4 separate regions of the Homo sapiens genome follow, and regions 2, 3 and 4 are each linked to region 1. A link is a loop called in an ENCODE intact Hi-C map of the cell type or tissue named here. Cell type or tissue: PC-9. All regions are shown on one strand. Region 1 has its middle 53 kb from the start of ACSL3-AS1. Region 2 has its middle 210 kb from the start of KCNE4. Region 3 has its middle 24 kb from the start of AP1S3. Region 4 overlaps ACSL3 (acyl-CoA synthetase long chain family member 3).

Evidence for each region. Peaks named below come from ENCODE experiments on the same cell type or tissue, not always from the same donor. Only the 100,000 strongest peaks of a DNase experiment are listed, where the experiment ranks them.
Region 2: it touches region 1 in a loop (4-fold over the local background); 2 of 110 quality-filtered maps call a loop at or near these places.
Region 3: it touches region 1 in a loop (10-fold over the local background); 5 of 110 quality-filtered maps call a loop at or near these places.
Region 4: it touches region 1 in a loop (5-fold over the local background); 2 of 110 quality-filtered maps call a loop at or near these places.

Annotation. Positions count from the first base shown.
Region 1 is chr2:222,969,751-222,974,750 of GRCh38, reverse strand. No RefSeq gene overlaps it. Among named protein-coding and RNA genes, the nearest start is that of ACSL3-AS1, 53 kb to the right of the region's middle. In PC-9, CTCF peaks have their summits at 2,658 and 2,857 (motif pointing left); DNase peaks (open chromatin) are centred at 1,310 and 2,870.
Region 2 is chr2:223,260,747-223,265,746 of GRCh38, reverse strand. No RefSeq gene overlaps it. Among named protein-coding and RNA genes, the nearest start is that of KCNE4, 210 kb to the right of the region's middle. In PC-9, no CTCF peak of the experiment used is centred here; a DNase peak (open chromatin) is centred at 2,516.
Region 3 is chr2:223,858,763-223,863,762 of GRCh38, reverse strand. No RefSeq gene overlaps it. Among named protein-coding and RNA genes, the nearest start is that of AP1S3, 24 kb to the right of the region's middle. In PC-9, CTCF peaks have their summits at 1,878, 2,102, 3,367 and 3,568; DNase peaks (open chromatin) are centred at 2,192, 2,542 and 3,522; H3K27ac peaks cover 2,186 bases.
Region 4 is chr2:222,913,336-222,918,335 of GRCh38, reverse strand. ACSL3 (acyl-CoA synthetase long chain family member 3) reads right to left here. Exons shown (of 17, transcript NM_004457.5): 5 at 1,840-2,017; 6 at 181-290. It overlaps ACSL3-AS1 (ACSL3 antisense RNA 1), which reads left to right. Exons shown (of 3, transcript XR_923949.3): 3 at 547-1,682. Among named protein-coding and RNA genes, the nearest start is that of ACSL3-AS1, 3.8 kb to the left of the region's middle. In PC-9, CTCF peaks have their summits at 2,765 and 2,970 (motif pointing left); no DNase peak of the experiment used is centred here; H3K27ac peaks cover 2,789 bases.

The DNA.
Region 1 (5,000 bases):
GTTCATTAATTAATGCATTTCCTTATAACTTGCCATTAGGAAGTTTGCCCAGCAAGTTTCAAGAAGATAACATAACGCTGATAGCCAGTCCCTCCTATTTACCCAGGAGTTTCCCTTCTCCTCTGCTGCAAAAGTCTTTCCTTTCTTCCAAAGTCCTGACACTTTCCACTTAAACTGGCCTTGAGTCATATCTAAACCTCCCCCCTCTCAAAGTGAAACCCAATTTACCCCTTCTCACCCTAAATACTTTTTCTGTTGAGATTCTTATATATGCAACATGAGTGCGTCCCCTGGACATATTGGCTAAATGTCCAGAAAAAGAATTGCTCCAATAAGTGCTCAGTAAAACTCCTAATGAGCATGGAGTAGATGCTTAAAATAAATTTTTAAAAAACCAAAGTTGTATTTCAGTTCTGTGTGTGTGTGCGCGTGTGCGTGTGTGTACATGACTGTGCGTGTGTTGAAAGGAAGGGAGAGATTTTTAATCAAATTTAAACAAAGCAATAATTTATATTCCAATGATGGAAAAAAACAATTTGGTCTCGTATATGGAATCTGAGGGAAAGACAAGCTTCTCATTTATAATTTGGAAAGATGCCAGGGGTAGGAGGTGGGAGAGCTGAGGAGGGCAGGGGTGCAGTTTTTTTTCTTTTTTTAATAACATTTTTTAAATAGTGTGACATGTATGGTCATGCCTAAATCTCCCTAAATTATATTTTAGAAAAAAAAAATTCATTTAACCTCCTTTCCTTTGTTGGGAAGACAGATGTCATGGAAACCATGCCTGTGCCTAAAGGAAGAGATGGTAAAAATGATATCGCTATTTCCATGGCTTCAAAAAGTGATGCTGGTTCTCTGTGCAGGGACATTGTCAAGCATCAGGAACTTTTCCCAGGCTGAGCTGCCTTCCGCACTCAACCCCAGCTACTCTCTGTCAATACACTACCCAACCTTCCAAGTTCAACTCAAAACATGTCAGCCTCTCCAGTAGCTTCCTCTGCCCTGGGTTAAGAGAGAGCTTCCTGTGCTAGAATTTAGTTCTCCACTTCTTGAGTTAGAACAGTGCTCTCAATCAGAAAAGATTTTGTCCTTTGGGGATCTGTGGCACTCAGCGTCTGGAGACACTTTTAGTTGACACAGTAGGGAGGGAAGTGCTACTGGTATCCAGTGGGAAGAAGACAAAAATGCTGCTAAACATCCTATAATGCACAGGGCAGCCTTTGACAGCAAAGGATTATCCAGCCCCAAACATTGGCCGTGCTGACATGTAGACCTCTCCCTCCTCCTCAGCCTTTTACCTACTTGGCTTCCAGGACACCACATTCTTCGGCCATGAGTTTTCTCCGACCTCACTGGTCCACCCTCTTCAGTTACCTCTGCTGGCTCCTCCACACCTCCCCAAACTCTAAACATTGGAGCGCACTAGTGTTGGGCTTTATCTCTTGTCTACCCATTGTCACTCCAGTCTATGCCTTTAAATATCATCTTCAGACCTGCTACTCCCAGATTTATATCTGACTGGACCCTGCCCCTGAATTCTAGTTTCATAGATCTGAACATCTCCATTTGGACATCTGAAAGGCATCCCGCACTCAGCATATCCCAAACTGAGTTCCTGATCTTTCCCCCAAAAACCTGCCCTTCCAAATTATCTCAGTTAATTGCCATTCCATCTGCCCAATTGCTCAGGGAAATAACCTCAAAGTCATCCGTGACCCCTCTCTGCCTCTCAAATTTTCATTCAATCTACCATCAACTCTACTGGCTCCAAAGATATCCTAAATCTGACCACTTCTCTTCACTTCCACTGTCATTCCCTTTGGGCCTGGTCACCACCATCTCTCACCCAGACATGGCAGCTGTCTCCTAACTGGTCTTTCGGCTCCTGCCTGTAGGACCTTCTCAATGCAAGAGCCGGAGTGATCCTTACAAAATGCAAGGCAGATCATGCCACGCCTCTATTCAGAACGCTCAATGGCTTCCAGCAATTTCCAAAGTAAAGTCGAAAGTCCTTATACTGTGCTGCAAGGTCTCGTGTGATCACTCAGCTTCGAAATCTCCGGCTTTTCCCCCATTAGAATCTCTCTGACTCATATCCTGCCCTGCCCCTTCACCTGCCCCAGCAGCCACATCAGCCTCCTGGGTCCTCCATGCCTCCTCCAGGCACCTCCCGACCCCAGGACCATTGCCTTTGCTGTGCCCACTGCCTAGAATGGTCTTCCCCTAAAACTCCCGTGGCTCACACCATCAATCCTTCAGGTCTTATTGAAATGTCACTGGCTCCAAGAGGTCTCCGATGCCACGCTATTTAAAAGTGAAACCCTGCACCTCCAGTGGTCGGCTGTAATATCTTTCCCGTAGTGCTGACCACCATCTGGCACACTCGTTATTTTTCTGGTATGAGTTTTTGACAGATTCAAGCTCTCTAAAGACCGGGACTCTTCCGTATGACTGTCTCCACAGCATGCAGACGAGTGCCATCCACGGTAAATGCCCAGCGATGCACAGCTGAACCCCCCGCAGACTTCAAGATTCCCCAGGAACAGGAGGTGTCGTATCACCCACAGCAGCTTATCCAGGTCTCCTTCCACGCCTTCCTATATGACCTCCATCTCTCTTCCAGGCTAAGCCCTGCACAAGGAGCTTTTGTACACATTTGTCATTTCATTTTGTTTACTGGAACCCAATCGATTTTTAATTGAATTTACAATCAGAATCCCGAAAATGTCAAAGGTATCTTCACCGCGGTGAAAGCTTCATGCTGCTCTCCAAACCTCAATTTACCAGCAGCCTGCAGAGGCTGCAAATCACTCCAGAGGTGGTGCCTTTGGAGGACAGACTGTGAGCAGGGTTTCTGCACCATCTTGTGGACAGCTTGGGAATGACACCTACTGAAACGTCTTTTACGTCCCAGCGTGTGTGTGTGTGTGTGTGTGTGTGTGTGTGTGTACACGAGAAAGAAAAGCTTACTGATGTCTCCTCCCCACACCAAAATGAATACCTCCTCTCCTCACCAGTCCTCAATGCTAAAGGCTTCTTGGTTGTGTTTTAAGCTGGTAATTCCCTTTTTCAGTTAAAAAAAAAAAATTCCTCCTCCTGGCCCAGTAAGGAGAGAACTGAAGGCTCCTTGCGGTTTGGCTTCTCCCAGAGTGTCTTTCCCTTAGCAGCAGCATCTAGTTCACTCTCTGAATCAGGAAACTGAGCAGGTAAGATGAGTCTTCAGTATCTAAAGGGGCTGTCCTAGGAGGCATGATTTCAGCAGCACCATGTGAGGCCAGCACACCACCCCCTAGTCCGGTGGGCCCTCTGTAATATGCCTTTTATTCCACTGTCAGAACTCAGGTTTTAGATGTAAACACTCCTGGGAGAGGAGCACTAATGTCCAGTCATACCGACCCGAATGACCAACAGCCAACCTACAGGCAGGAGGTGGAGAATGAGGGCAGACAAAGGCCGCTAGTCACCTAGTGGGGAAGGCAGGTCTGGGACAAGAAAGGCCACCTGACCCTCCAAATTCCACTGCACACACCTTACAATTTCCCTCCTACTCGGCCTACCCATGCATAGTGTCAACTCACTGATTCCATCCTGTGTGTTTGGGATTGAAGAGGGGAAAATGGCCAGATCCATCTTCATTGTGAAAATTCTACACTCCAAGGGTTCGTACAGCAATTCCACTACCTCAAGACCCTCGAACTATATTAACTACAGCCACCCAAGCTTGCCTGGGGAAAGACGGTGGACAAAGAGCCATGATTTGTAACCAGCACATGGTTTGTTTGAAAGAAGCATGCACTTCTGAGGTGTGAGAAAGTTCTAGAATCATTTTAGCCAAGATCAAAGAGATTGTTTGCTTTTGTAATATGTTAAGAAAATGGAAGAAAGAGTGTGGACTCATAAGTAAATTTAAACTTTAGACCAGTATGTATGAATTAGCATCAGAAAGGGAAGGGAAGAGAGTAAAGATTGATTGAAAGCCCATTTATGGAATGCACTATCCAGCCACAAAACAAAAAATAAAGCATTATTTCCTCCCCATTCTGGATTATAATCTAGTTGTGCCTTTTTGAAAAGCCAGTCTCATCAACAGAAAGCTATCTTGATTTGAATGGCTCATTAAATAGGATAGAACAGGGGAATTCCAGCTCTAAATGGAAGGCTGTTTACAAACCTAAATTTAATAATCCTCATTAGAGGCCAGCTATGCGATCCTGAGCTAGTAGTTTAACCTCTCTGAACCTCATTTTCCTGATCTGTAAAATGGTGTGCTGATGCTGTGAAAAACAGTTGGGTGTTTCCTCAAAAAGTTAAACATAAAACTACCATACGATCCAGTAATTTCACTTCTGAATATATACTTAAGAGTGAAAGCACAAACTCCAACAGATATTAGTACACTAATGTTCATAACATCATATTCACAATAACCCAGAGGTAGAAATAACCCAAATACCAATGGACAGATTAATGAATATACAAAATGTGGGATAAACATACAATGTTTTGTTTTGTTTTGTCTTGTTTTCGAGACAGGGTCTTGCTCTGTCACCCAGGTGGGACTGCAATGGTACAATCATGGCTCACTGCAGCATCAACTTCCCGGGCTCTAGTGATCCTCCTGCCTCAGCCTCCCGAATAACTGGGACCACAGGAACACACCACTATGCCTGGCTAATTTTCAAAACTTTTTTGTAGAGATGGGATCTCTCTATGTTGCCAGGCTGATCTCAAACTCTTGGGCTCAAGTGATCCTCCTGCCTCGGCCTCCCAGAGTACTGGGAATATAGGTATGAGCCACAGCACCCAGAAAATGTATTATTTTTAGGCCTTAAAAAGGAATGAAATTCTGATGTAAGCTACAACATGAATAAACCTTCAAAGTGTGTATGCTAAACGAAATAAGCCAAACACAAAAGGACAAATATTGCATTATTCCACTGAGGTACCTAGAATAGGCAAATTAATGGAGAAGAGAAGTAGAATAGAGGCTACTAGGAGCT
Region 2 (5,000 bases), 290 kb before region 1:
GTGCTGGGATTACAGGTGTGAGCCACTGTGCCCAGCCAGTTTTCTGCTTTTAAGAACTCTTATGATTAGGTTGAATGCACCTGAATAAACCAAGATAATCTTCCTCTTTCAAGATCCTTAACCTTAATCATATCTACAAACTCCTTTTTGCCATAAAAGGTAACATATTTACAGGTTCCCATAATTAGGATATAGAAACTATTAGTGGGCCATTATTCTGCCTTCCACAGACATACCTGAAAGAGTGAGGCCAGAGGCTATCTTTTATATCAAATAGTGTTGAATCCTTAAGTTTTAAAAATTATATATATAATGGGTGCAGCACACCAACATGGCACATGTATACATATGTAACAAACCTGCACATTGTGCACATGTACCCTAGAACTTAAAGTATAATAATAAAAAACAAAAGAAATTATTAATATTTCAATGTGGATAAAAGAAAATATGCATAAAGTTTTTCTTACCCCCATTTGTTTAACTCCAGCATTCATAGTTTGTGATTTAATATTTAGGATTAAAAAAATGGAATGAGTTTGTTTTATTCAAATCCATTTCAATACATCCAAGCAACTATTTTACTCAAGCATCTCATTTCCCCATGAACCCATCTGTTATGGATTGAATTGTGTCACCCTCACCAAAATTATTACGTTGAAGCCCTAATCCCCAGAACCTCTGAATGTGACCTTACATGAAATACAGTCATTGCTGATGTAATCAGTTAAACTGAAATGAGGTTATCATACTGGAGTAGGAAGATGATCCAGTCTGACTGGATATGACATGTGGACATGAAGGCAGAGATCAGGGTGACACTTGTACAAGCAGAGAAATGCCAAAAACTGCCAGCAAACCACCAGAAGTCAGGAGGAGGCATGAAACATATTCTCCTTCACAGCCCTCAGAAGGAACCAACCCTACTGATACCTTGATTTCAGACTTGTGGCATCCAGAACTGAGAGGCAATACATTTCCGGTGTTTAAGCCACCCAGTTGGTAGAATGCTGCCATGGCAACCCTAAGCAACTCATATACCATTCAGCTCAGGGAAACTACTCAGGAGGCCTGAACCCAGCCAGTTGTGTTGGGTTGTGCTAAGATTGATAAACTCAATCCCCATAAAAGAATGTGATCAAATGGGTCCAATGTATGCTATCTTTTGTGTGTATGGGTATGCATGTGTGTCTGTGTGTGTACACAAACAAATATTTTCAATATTTCAAATATTGAATTTTAAAATATTGGACCTTATACTTGACTGGGAACTAAACAGTAGGTGTAACAGACCCAGGGACTTGCTAAAGTCAATAAACACAAAATTTAGAACTCTCTTTCTGTTGGTCCTACAACTTCAATAATCAAATAAAACTCAACCTGTAAGTTTATATGGACTGTGGATTGGCCTTTTACACTATCTGAAATGTAATCAAGTTAGTGTTTCATATATAAGATCTTTTACTAGCATGGGCCTTTATCTTAACATTTTTATTTTCTACACATATGTTTATTAGGGCATGTATCTAATTCATATCTGTATGTCCAAGGATCATTCGTGAGAGTATCAGTTAATATTTCTATCAAAGACAATGTGATGTTAAACTTTTTTCTCCTTACCAATGGCATGAGACAAGAATTAATCCCACTTTCTTGTCAAGAAAATCAATTTGTCATTCAAGAAAATTAGAGATAATATGTTTCACAGACATTTTGTTAAAAAGTTATATGTAATTGTTTCATAAGGTCTTATATGGAAAAATGGAAATGGACAGAAGGTTAATAAGCTGAGGACATAGCTAAGCCATGCTGAAATTCCTGACGCACAGAAACCATGAAATAATAAATTTTTAAAAAACCCACTGTCTGTGGTGACCTGTTACACAGCAATAAATAATTAATATAGGCAGTAACCCTTTGAGCAGAGTGTCTGTGTGGTTTTTTTCTCACCTTTTATCTGTAGTGTGTAGCACAGCACCTGAGACACATAAATACTGATGGACAAAGATGGCAGTGTGGGGCATATTATATGCTGGGATCAGGGAAACTTACAATTGAGCTAAGGAGGTCTCATTAAAATGTGTAAGCAATCTGGAAAAAATTCAATGTGGTTTGTGGCCTTAGGTGTTTGGAGATGAAGCATGAGCCTCACCTGGAAGGTGTGGGGAAAAATGCAGGTAGATGAAAGGGAGATGGGGACCTTTGGGAGCTGTGGGGTGAGCAGCAATAAAGACGCCATGCCCAAGACAAATAAGGAGCCTGGCGATGGACATGGTTGGGTTGAGACTTAGTGAGAAACAGACACCTTGAAGAATGCAAAGGTGGTGGCTGTGAGGGCCTGGTGGAGGTGGACATGTCCATCATTTGAGGACAAGAGACCCAGGTGGTCAAGACTGCGGGCGGGGCCCATGGACATCTACCTGCAGCCCTGGTGGACAAGGTAGTAAAACAGGCTTCTTCAGAGACCAGGGCAGACAGCACAGAGGGATGCCTTCCTGAGTCATCCTTTTAGAATGTGAATTAGTGCATGTCACGCTCCCCTTTCTGAACCCTGCACTGGCTCTGCGTTTCATTAGAGTAAATACCAGGAATAAATCACCTGTGAGAACATGTCGTGTCTGCCGCTTTGCTCCTTTCTTTGACTTCATCACTCACCACCTTCTCTTTCACTTCCTCTGTTCCCGGCAGGCACGTCTCCTTTTTGTTCTCAAAAATACCAGACACAGGACATCTTAGGGCCTCCACAGCATCAGAACCACTCTTGCCCCAGGAAACCACATGCCTGTCTGTCCAACTGCTATAAACTATTTGCTCTATTCTTTCTTCTCAGAGAGACTTATCTGAAGCGCCCTATTTAATATTTCAAACTGTCTAATGTTACTAATTCTCTATCACTCTTACCCTTTCTATTTGCTGAAGTTGTTGAGTATATCTATTATCTAGACATTTCACTAGAAAGTAAGCTGCTTGGCTGAGCGCGGTGGCTCATGTCTGTAATCCCAGCATTTTGTGAGGCCGAGGAGGGTGAGGAGTTCGAGACCAGCCTGGCCAACATCGTGAAGCCCTGTCTCTACTAAAAATACAAAAATTAGCCAGGCGTGGTGTCACATGCCTATAATCCCAGCTACCTGGGAGGCTTAGGCAGGAGAATTGCTGGAACCCGGGAGACGGAGGTTACAGTGAAGTAAGATCATGCCACTGCACTCCAGCCTGGACAACAGAGCAAGACACTGTCTCAAAAAAAAAAAGTAAATAAATACATGAAAATACGCTGCTTTTGCTTAGGCAAGATTTTTTGGGTTTTGTCTTTGTTTTTTGCTTTATTCTCAAATATATTCAAGATACCTAAAACTAAGCCAACATAGAGTAGGTGCTCAGTAAACATTTTGAATTGAATTGAATCGAATCAAATTGAATTGAATTGAATTGAATTGAATTGAATTGAATTGAATTGAATTGAATTGAATTGAATTGAATTGAATCACTAAAGGGAGAGTTCAAGAAAGGGCACAGCATACCCCAGTGTTTAAGAGAATGGAACCATGGAGAAGGCTCTAGGCCACTCGAATGCAAAGTTAATTTGTCCTCACTGACCCCTGCAGGACGTGGTTCCTGGTGAAAAGAGGTAGGAGGTTGTAACACTAGATTGTGGGAGAGAGAATTTGAAAATTGCTAAGCTGTATCCAGAGCAGGCAGGTCTCATAGTGAAAATAATAGTTCTCACTATTAATAATAGTGCTGAGGCTGTCCCATCTGCTACTAAGAATGCTGGACAGGCAGGAAGGGAGATCTCAGCAGGTAGATGAATGGTTTTTCCTGGGCACTTCTTTCAGCAGCAATCTAGGCTCCTGAAATCCCCACAGTCCACCCAGAAGAGGGCCCCCAAACCATAGTATTAGGATTATTCCATTCTTTTCATTTTTACCTCCTCACCTCTCTTTAAGACCCCTCGTCATGAGGTTAGAATAGCAAATGAAAGAATAGGCATAACTGAGCTCTGTGTAGGCATCATGAGGTCTGGAAAGAGGAGAATACCCTTATTATTCCACCTTTTATTCCTGACTAACATTCCAGTCTGACTTGAAGATATATTTATATCAAATGCTTGGTGCTTTTTAAATATTTCACTTTTTGTCTCATACATAGTTCCCCTTCTCTCACAAGGCTGCAATGAAGGTGTCAGTCAGCATGAGGTCTCATCTGAAAACTTGCCTGGGGAAGGACCTGCTTCCAAGTTCATCGAAGCAGTTGTTGGAAAGATTCAGTTCCTTGTAGGTTTTTGGACTGTGGGCCTTCGTTCTTTGCAGGCAGTCAGCAGGAGGCTCTCTTCAGTTCCTTTTTGGATAAGCCTATCCATAGGGTAGCTGACAATATAACAACTTGTACATCAAAGCCAGCATGGCAGAGAGTTTGCTAACAAGACAGAAGTTACAATCATACATAACATAATCATAACAATGACAGATCATCATCTTTGCCATATTGTATTGCTTAGAAGCATCTCATAGAAGCAGCCCCTCAAGGAAACAGAACTACACAAGAGCATGAATACCAGGAAGCAGGGGTCTTTGGGTCCATCTTAAAGTCTATCTGCCATACAGCCTAGACTGATGTAGAGACTGACACTACTGACAAGGCATTGAAAAAAAGTGAAACTGCAATGTAACAAAACCCAAGAAGAAAAGTCCATGGTGCTATGATATTTTCTCATAGGGGGATGTGAACTGAATAAATTAGGAGAGAAGTTTCTTTCTGAGAAAGAAACAATCGAACAAGGAACTGAAGTTGAAGTAGGAGTTAAGTAGTTATTTTTTAAATTGTACTTTCCCTTCCTTCCTTTCCTCTCTGCCTCTGAGTCACTCATTTAAATCATAGAGTTATTCAGGGAACAAAAGATACGGGGAACATTGTATTTTACATCAGATGAGCTCATCTGAGGAATGTGCAGGGCATGTATTATCTCCTTAACAGTAATAAACAATACCTTCAAAAAAAAGGGA
Region 3 (5,000 bases), 890 kb before region 1:
CATAGTGCTGGATTTATTTACACCGATTGCCTAAGTCTCAAAACCAAGTCACAGCAGGATCCAGGGAAGCAGTTACATCTCAGAGAATAAAACACCATTACAGAATTTATTCCCGTGTTTACACTAGTGTCTAGAAGCCAAATACTGAAAAGAACATAAAAGGAAGTGTGTGTGCTTTGAGTAAGTCTTGAAGCTACTTAACTTTTTTTTTTTTTTCCCCCATCAGGGCCCTTATTAGAGTTAATTTAATGAACAACAAAAAAACATGATTCGGCCGGGCGCAGTGGCTCATGCCTGTAATCCCAGCACTTTGGGAGGCTGAGGTGGGCAGATCATGAGGTCAGGAGATCGAGACCATCCTGGCTAATATGGTGAAACTCTGTCTCTACAAAACATAAAAAAATTAGCCAGGCGTGGTGGCACGCACCTCTAGTCCCAGTTACTTGGGAAGCTGAGGCAGGAGAATCTCTTAAACCCGGGAGGTGGAGGTTGCAGTGAGCCCGGCCTCCGTAAATTTCTTAAGGAAGAATGCCTGGGAGATGATTATGTTTTTAGTCTGTGATATGGTTAAGCTTTTTGTCCCCACCCAAATCTCATCTGAATTGTAATCCCTGTAATTCCCACATGTCTCGGAAGAGACCAGGTGGAGGTAATTGGATCATGAGCGTGGTTTCCCCATGCTGTTTTTGTGATAGTGAGTGAGTTCTCACGAGATCGGATGGCTTTATAAGGGGCTCTTCCTCCTCCGCTTGGCATTTCTCCTTCCTGCCACCTTGTGGAAATATCCAGCTACAAGTAGTTCTTTATAACAGTATGAAAATGGACTAATACTGGCCAGGCGCTGTGGCTCACGCCTGTAATCCCAGCACTTTGGAAGGCCAAGGCAGGTGGATCACCTGAGGTCAGGAGTTCCAGACCAGCCTGACCAACATGGAGAAACCCCTGTCTCTACTAAAAATACTAAATTAGCCAGGCATGGTGACGTGTGCCTGTAATCCCAGCTACTTGGGAGGCTGAGGCAGGAGAATCTCTTGAACCTGGGAGGCAGAGGTTGCAGTGAGCCAAGATTGTGCCATTGCACTCCAGCCTGGGCAACAAGAGTGAAACTCCGTCTCAAAAAAAGAAAAAGAAAAGAAAGAGAAAGACAATGGACTAATACAGTCTGTGTGTGTCAGAAATATTTTCCATTGCATATTAAAAAATAAATGACTAGCCAGGTATGGTGGCACATGCCTGTGATCCCAGCTACATGGGAGGCCGAGGCACAAGAATCGCTTGAATCCGGGAGGCAGAGGCTGCAGTGAGCCAAGATTGTGCCACTGCACTCTAGCCTGGACAACAGAGTGTGACAGAATCTCTCTCAAAAAATAAAATACAATAAATAAAATAAAATAAATAAAAAGGCCAGGTACGGTGGCTTATGCCTGTAATCCTAGCACTTTGGGAGGCTGAGGCAGGCGAATCACATGAGGTCGGGAGTTTGAGACCAGCCTGACCAACATGGTGAAACCCTGTCTCTACTAAAAATACAATAATTAGCCAGGCATAGTAGCAGTCACCTGTAATCTCAGCTACTTGGGAGGCTGAGGCAGGAGAATCTCCTGAACTTGGGAGGTGGAGGTTGCAGTGAGCCAAGATCGTGCCATTGCACTCCAGCTGGGTGACAAGAGCGAAACTCTGTCTCAAAAATATATATATATATATTTGCTGTCAGCCTATGATTTTAGGTTGTGTTCCTTTGAGGCCAAGCCTGTCTGGATACAAAGTTGGTCACCTTTCTTTACAAGCAGGCTGCTCTCTCCTTTTCCAAATGGCCTAGTGTTACTGCTTTTATTGTGTGAGCACCTGAGTCCAGAGAGGGCAGAGAAGGTAAAGGTGATAGAGGGGGAGAAGAATTCCCAATATACATTGTTTTTCTTTTCCAATCAAAGTACTAAATTCTTTACCTGGATTATTTTATTTAATCCTTTTAAGAACTCCTTGAAATAGGAATTTATTTTTATTCCCATTTTATAGGTGAAAAAATGGTCCTCAAATTCTACTTTTTCCCTTTCCCAAACACATCCTTTTATTGCCTGCCCAGCAATTCTGAGCTCCCAGAGGTGGCCAAAAGGAGGGGCTAAGGAACATGTTCATGACAGCCTAGGGTAGAAAGAGCTTGGACTTTGGCCTCAGACTTATCTTGGTTTGAATTCCAGTGTTGCTACTCACTAGTCATGTTAACACTTGCAAGTTATGCAAACATTGTGGACATTCACTGGTTTTATTTTCTGTAAAATCAAAACCAGTGTGCAATAATATAATGTATGTAAAGATTAAGACATGTAAAGTAGCTAGTCTAGTATCCACGGTGGATAATAAATATGGGTTTCTTTCTGCTTCCTTCTTTCAACTGGAGATAATGGGGATGAACTGGAGCTTGAAGCTGCCCTGTGGAAGGAGATGGAGGAGAAGGAGCCTTTGTGGGAAGTGACCGGGAAGGCAAAGCTCACCCCGCAGTGGCAAGTTGCCATATGTAGACTGGTTGTTGCATCCTGAGTTCCTGGTTTGTGGCCTAAAAAGAATGTAGGGTGAGGCTGGGCACAGTGGCTCACACCAGTACTCCCAACATTTTGGGAGGCTGAGGTGGTAGGATTGCTTGAGTCCAGGAGTTTGAGACCAGCGTGTGCAACATAACGAGATGTCATCTCTACAAAAAATACAAAAATTAGCCTGGTGTAATGGTGCATGCCTATAGTTCCACCTTCTCAGGAGGCTGAGGCAGGAGGATCACTTGAGCCTGGGAGACTGAGGCTGCAGTGAGCAAGATCAAGCCACTGCACTCCAGCCTGGGCAATGAAGTGAGACCCTGTCTCAAAAAAGAAAAGAAAAGAATGTAAGGTGTTTTTACAAAAGGCTAGTACTGGGTGGTGCCAGTCAGTTATCTGACCCAGCCCTTAGAATACTTGTTACCCCCTAGTTTCCTGGAAGAAGGAACTATAAAGACTGAATGAGCAGGGTTGGAGGTGTGGATGAGGCCCCACTCTCCAAGGGTGGCCAGGATGGCTCAGCATGGGGGACACCCTCCAATGGAGCTGCGGGCCTGAGAATCAAGGTCCAGAAAGGAAGAGTATCTGGAACCCAGGAACATTCCTCAGGGGGATCTTTTTTTTTTTCTTTTTTTGAGATGGAGTCTCACTCTGTCGCCCAGGCTGGAGTGCAGTGGTGTGATCTTGGCTCGCTTCAACCTCCGCCTCCCAGGTTCAAGCGATTTTCCTGCCTCAGCCTCCCGAGTAGCTGGGACTACAGGTATTTTGTATTTTTAGTAGAGGCGGGGCGGAGTGAGACTCTGTCTCAAAAAAAAAAAAAAAAAATAGAAATGTTTGGAAAGGCATCAACAAAATATACTTACAGAATGAATTAATGAAGTTTCTAAGAACTTCATTCATAACCCTGGTTCATAAAGAACATTTTCCCACATAATGCCTTCTATTTTCTCTAGGTCAGAGGGTGGGGAAAGGCTCTTACTGGTAGCTATTACTCAAAATGAACACAGGAGGTCTCCACTGCCATGCCTTGGCCTAAAATGGCCTTGGTTTTCCTTGGAAGTCATCTGCATCTGCCTCTCGTAAGACTATTAACTTAGTACTTAAGGTCCAGAACAAAAATAGAAAATGTTTATGTGGGCCGGGCGTGGTGGCTCACACCTGTAATCCCAGCACTTTGGGAGGCTGAGGCGGGCGAGTCACATGAGGTTGGGAGTTTGAGACCAGCCTGACCAACATGGTGAAACCCCGTCTCTACTAAATATACAAAATTAGCCGGACGTGGTGGTGCTTGCCTGTAATCCCAGCTATTTGGGAGGCTGAGGCAGGAGATTGCTTGAACCCGGGAAGGGGAGGTTGCGGTGAGCCGAGATCGCGCCATTGTACTCCAGCCTGAGCAACAAGAGTGAAACTCCGTCTCAGGAAAAAAAGAAAACATTTATGTGGTGCTCTGGGAGATTCATTTTGACCAGATATCCAACTCTGAGCATTCAGACTCTCATTTTGCCTGAAAGTGTAGATTTTATGCCAGAGAACCATCTAGTCAAATGTTCAATGAAGACTAAATGGGAGAAATGGAAAATGTAAGACATTCCCAGCCACCTCCCAAGGAAAATGATTTCCTGTGTTGCACAGGGAGGCTCGGGTAAGCAAGCACCCCACTGCCATGGCCTGGGAGGGGGGACATCATTTGAGAAAGGATTCAAAGAGAAAAGAATGAGACTGGGCGTGGTGGCTTATGCCTGTAATCCCCGCACTTGGAGAGGCTGAGGCAGGAAGATCACTTGAGCCCAGGAATTTGAGACCAGCCTGGACAACATGGTGAGGCTCTGTCTTTACAAAAAATAGAAAACTTAGCTGGGCATGGTGGTGTACGCCTGTGGTTTCAGCTACTTGGGGGGCTGAGTTAGGAGGACCCTTTCAGTGCAGGAAGTTGAGGCTGCGGTGAGCTATATAATTGCACCACTGCACTCCAGTCTAGGTGACAGAGTGAGAACCTGTCTCAAAAGAGGGAGAGAGAGAGAGGAAGGAACAGGGTCCTGTTCACGAGTTCTTTATTGATGAGGACTAATGAGGTTTGGGTGCCATTCTGCACAATAAGCTAAAAGAAAGAGGTTGTTTTCTAATAAAATTCCATCTCTGTATCAGCCCAGCAGGCCTGCCTCCCCTGGATCTCCTCTCACCTGCTCCTGCCTCCATTCAGTCTCAGGCACTCTCTGTCTCTCCCACACCCTTCACCTGGCTGGTCTCCTTTCAGGCTTCAGGTTAAAGGTTTCTTCCTCAGAGAGTCTCTCCCAGAATTCCCCCATCTCAGTAGATTTCCCCATTATTCTCTATCACTGGCCCCTGGTTTTATCCATCAGAGAACTTTTATTATTTTTATTTTATTTTATTTCATTTTATTTTTTGAGACGGAGTCTTGCTCTTGTCGCCCAGCCTAGAGTGCAATGGTGCGATCTCGGCTCACTGCAACCT
Region 4 (5,000 bases), 56 kb after region 1:
CATGAATATATACAAAATCTACTTTTTATTTTCTAAAGGAAAAAATAAAGTATGATATTCATAAAAGTCCACAAAGATTAAGGACTTAAAAGTCATAAAAGAACTAAGTATCAATAATAGGGCTCATGACACTGAAAATTCTAAAGTATCAGACAGTTAGAAAGTAACTAGAGTCCTCACCTTCAACTTTGTTTGTAAGAGTTCTTTACTAGTAATGATGTTGGTCACCTCTGTTTCATTTAATGCATGAACAATGGCTGGACCTCCTAGAGTGGCATATAATGTAACAACTAAAAGGAAAAGCAGCAGCCAGTCAAATATTCAAACATTTAACTACAAATGTAAAGTCTCTGAATGTGGAGATGAATCATAATAACGCATTAGGAGCCCTAAACTGTTAAATCCACAGTCTATAAGTGTTATGTTTTTTAAAGTTATCTTATCATACTAATCAACATTACACCTACTCATCCTCCCCTAAATGCCCCAAGATTTCCAATTTTTAAAGATGAAGATATTTAAATTTTTATTTTGTTTCACTTACAGATGTTACTCTGGGACTACCACATTGTGAAGGAATTATAACTGATTTCTAAGACTTCAAATTCTTAATTGTTGGCCACTTGGCTTTACAATGTGAAAAAGAACATATACAAATAGGATGACACACTGAATGTCAGATTTACGGTGTATGTCAAGAAAAGAGCACAAACAAGTGGCAGTACCGTTTATTCTCAAGCAAAAATATCTAAAGACAAACATTCTCTGAAATGCTGAAATTACATAACATGAATAGTGTAGATTTTTATTTACTTTCTGCCTAACTCAAAAAAGATACACAAAATGACTTTGAAAATAATTCTTTTAAAGCTCCTCAAAAGAAACAATGTAAATCCAAACCTGTGACAACAAAAATGGAATGTTTGTTTAAAAGAAAAGGTGTAGGAGGCCTAGCACGGTGGCTCACGTTTATATTCCCAGCACTCTGGGAGGCCGAGGTGGGCGGATCACAAGGTCAGGAGATCAAGACCATCCTGGCCAACAGGGTGAAACCCCATCTCTACTAAAAATACAAAAAATTAGCCGGGCATGGCGGCATGCGCCTGCAGTCCCAGCTACTCGAGAGGCTAAGGCAGGAGAATTGCTTGAACCCGGGAGGCAGAGGCTGCAGTAACCTGAGACTGTGCCACTGCACTCCAGCCTGGCGACAGAGTGAGACTCCATCTCAAAAAAAAGAAAAAGAAAAGGTGGAGGAATTTACAGCAAGAAATCTGGTGAAAGTGTATTTTCTGTTTCATCTGAAGGATGAGACTAAACATCCACAAATTACTGTCACATTTTGGCACCGAGACCTCTGAACTTATGCTTCCAGAACTATCTCACAGACTGAGCCACCACAATTACCATTCAGATAATTACAATATGAAAACTCTATTGTTTAACCTGCACCTTGAAGTTCACCAGGTTTCAGTATGGAAGTGTTTCGGAGGTCAACTGTTGTTACTGATAGAGGTGACAGAACAAAATTGACAGTAACTTCTAAAGAGGATTCCTGAGAAATGGTATTGGAACAACGGCCCCTAAGTGTAGGTCTAGTTCTCAAGACCTGAAAGTCTCCCATGAAGAGGTTCAAGCCTCACTGCAACACTGATTGGTACAATTTGTCATATAATTGATTTATTTTCCAAAATAAACCAAAAATTCCAAGTCACAACAGAGTTCTCCACTAACTGGACACTGGGTGAAAATTAACATCAGAATTTTAACCTCTTCAGAGTAAAGTATTTCAATAAATATCAGTTAAGTTCATTCTTCCAGAAGATAAGAAAGTCTACATACGCTGAAAATTATACATAAAACACGCCTGTGCAGCTATCATCCACTCGGCCCTGGTCTCACAGAAGATGGCGATGTTGGTCTTTGGTTTCTGACCCAACATCTGTAATCCATTTCCAAAATTAAAGGCTCGAACAAAGACATCTTCATAGGAAAGCCAATTATACTGTCCAAGAATAACCTGATAAAACAAAAAAAAATTTTTTTAATGTAATCAAAATAATAATTTACAGAAGAAACCAGAATATCGTCCAAATGTTATGATGAACCAGAAAGTTACGTTTGCATAGAATTATCTTTTTAATAAAAAGCCAGAAACTGAGTTTGAGTGAAAAATCTATTTTAAAAATTAGCTATTTTGTGACATCTTCTATAACAACTCAAATCTTATATTGTAACTGGGGGGTTTTTTGGCTTTATTTTTGGTTTTCAAAAATATTGAGAGTTTGATAGGCTCGTAAAGGTCAACTGCCTGGCCAAATGGTCATACACTAATAATCTACTTATAAATTTCACCTATTTAAATGATGTAGGTGTTAACTTAATATTTAGCCTAGTACCAAGTACCGCAGATGCCAAAATTTTAATTTCTCTCTATTTAGGAATTCCTAAATGTCAGTATCAGACGGTATAAAATGATTCACAGAAACTTTCTCTATCCAAGCTAACAGAAATCTTTATGATTGCTGAACTTGAATTGCCATACCAAACTCTGGATAAGCAAAAGCAAAGTAAACAAGTTTCTGTTTACATAACCAGGTGGACTAGTTATATTATTCAAAGTCCCTCTATTCAAGCCTTAAATGCTTACTGGCACCGCCAGGTTTTCAATATTTTATCTGTTTATCGTAAGTGCTGGTAATACCAAATATGCATTAGTAAAAACTCCCTTTTGAAGTTTTTTAACATATTGTCTTTAGAAATTTTCCTCAACTTAGACAAAACCATAAATCCCTAATTACATACGGACTGTATAAAAAGCTCCTCTCTCTGCAAAAATATATAGGTAATTAATTCCCAAACATGGCTGTGTCAGTAATATACATCTCAAACACCTTAAAATCATCTGACCATGTTCATTTTATAAATGTAAACATTTAAGAAATTTCTAGAAGAGGTTGGATAAAAACGGAAAAGGATAAATGCTGCCATCTAGTGTCCCATGCAATTACGCATTTAAGAAATAAATTTTTATTTTGATGGATAAAGCAACTGCATTTAAGATGGTACTTATTTACTTTACTGGTCCCAAACTCTCACCTTGCTCTTTACCCCCATGAAATGCTCAGCACAGGGAGCTCCAATGACTTCAAAAGGAGCTCTGTGAGGGTTAGAAGACAGATGACAACTTGGCCAAAATGTGCAGGAACTGGATTATAATTATTAAGAATTTTACACTCTAAAGGTTAAGAATGCACTACCTTCCAGATTCTAATATGTAAGTGACAGGATTTATAAATTTCAAAGACTATGTGTGTTCTGAAAAGGTGTTTGATATATAATCTAAATATGTAAACTCATGCAATGATGCCACCATGTGGCAAAGGAATCAAATGAGCGTAAGATTTCCACATATGTAAAAAATAAAATATAAAACGAAATCTGAATCTCATGATTTTAATTCTTTAAACCACTGAATCATCTAGTAATTATGTTTTTCATAAATATTACATTTAGAGGACACTACCCACTCTATATTGTATCTGATTTGTGCTGGAAAAGTTTCTAATCCTAACTTTGTCCCTATGGCTAGCCCAAGACAAGATTAAACTATTTATTCCTTGCCAATATCATTGAACACTGCTGCAGAACAGCCAACCTTATTAAATCTAGGACCTCAACACCCTGAAGCAATCCTATCATACATCCCTGGTCTATTCGTTTTCTCACCCTCTGAAATACCTCTGAAACCTTCTCTCTATTCAAATAGCCTCCTCTGGGCAGGTGCACTGGCTCATGCCTGTAATCTCAACACTTTGGAAGGCTGAGACAGGCAACTCATTTGAGGCCAGGAATTCGAGACCAGCCTGGGCAACACAGCAAGACCCCATGTCTAAAAAAGTGTAAAAATTAGCCAGACGTGCAGTACATGCCTGTCGTCCCAGCTACCTAGGAGGCTGAGGCAAAAGGATCACCTGACCCCAGGAACTCAAGGCTGCAGAGAGCTATGATCATACCACTACACTCCAGCCTGGGCAAGAGTGAGACCCTGTCTCAAAATACACACACACACACACACACACACACACACACACACACACACACGTACACACACACCTTCCACCCTTCCTTCTCTCTACTTACAGGTGGTAATCTTGTCTCCTACTGAAAACCTCTTTAAGCACTAGGACTTGTTTTACTTTCACTATTTAGAAATATTTCAAAATTACACACATTCCTGTCTTCTTCAGTAAAGTACACCTGGCTTCATTTAACCATTCTCTCTGCAACTGAAGATCACTATGAAAAAATTATTCTGAGGGGAGCCACAGAGTAAAAATATTCAAGAGATCTGGATAGTTGTAATAATCATGATAATGATAATGAGGGTAACTAACCTTTATTAGTGCTTACTACATGCTAAGGACACGGCAAGTGTTAACTTATTAAACTCTTACCATACCTGTAAAAAACTGTTACTATTATTATCCCTATTTTACACATGAGAATATGGAGATGTAGAGTAAATATAACTTGTTCAAAATCATGTAACTAATAAGTAATGGGACTAGAATATGAACCCAGGCAAACTCATTCCAGAGATTAAGCATAAAATCACAATGCTTCAACTGCACTGTAGAAAGAAGTCCGGGTCTTATTAAGCAGGTGAGTAAGGTGGCCTGATTAACAATTGTGAAAAATCATTTTTATGCTGTGTGTGAGTGAATTACAGTTGGGGGCAAGTGTGGAAGCAAGGAGGCCTGCTAAAAAAAAGGCGGGGGGAGGCTGTAAGGGATGTAAATCAGACACCCCTGATTTTTTGGCTTCAACAATTTGGTATGCAGCAGTGCCTTTAATAAATAGGATGAAAGGAGAGGGACAGTTTGGAAGGGGAAACTAAGAGAAGAGTAATATAATAACCAACCCACAAATCCCAGCCAAGAGACTGACCATAATTTGTTACATATAGCATGATGCAAATGTCCTAATAAATCAGAAAATAA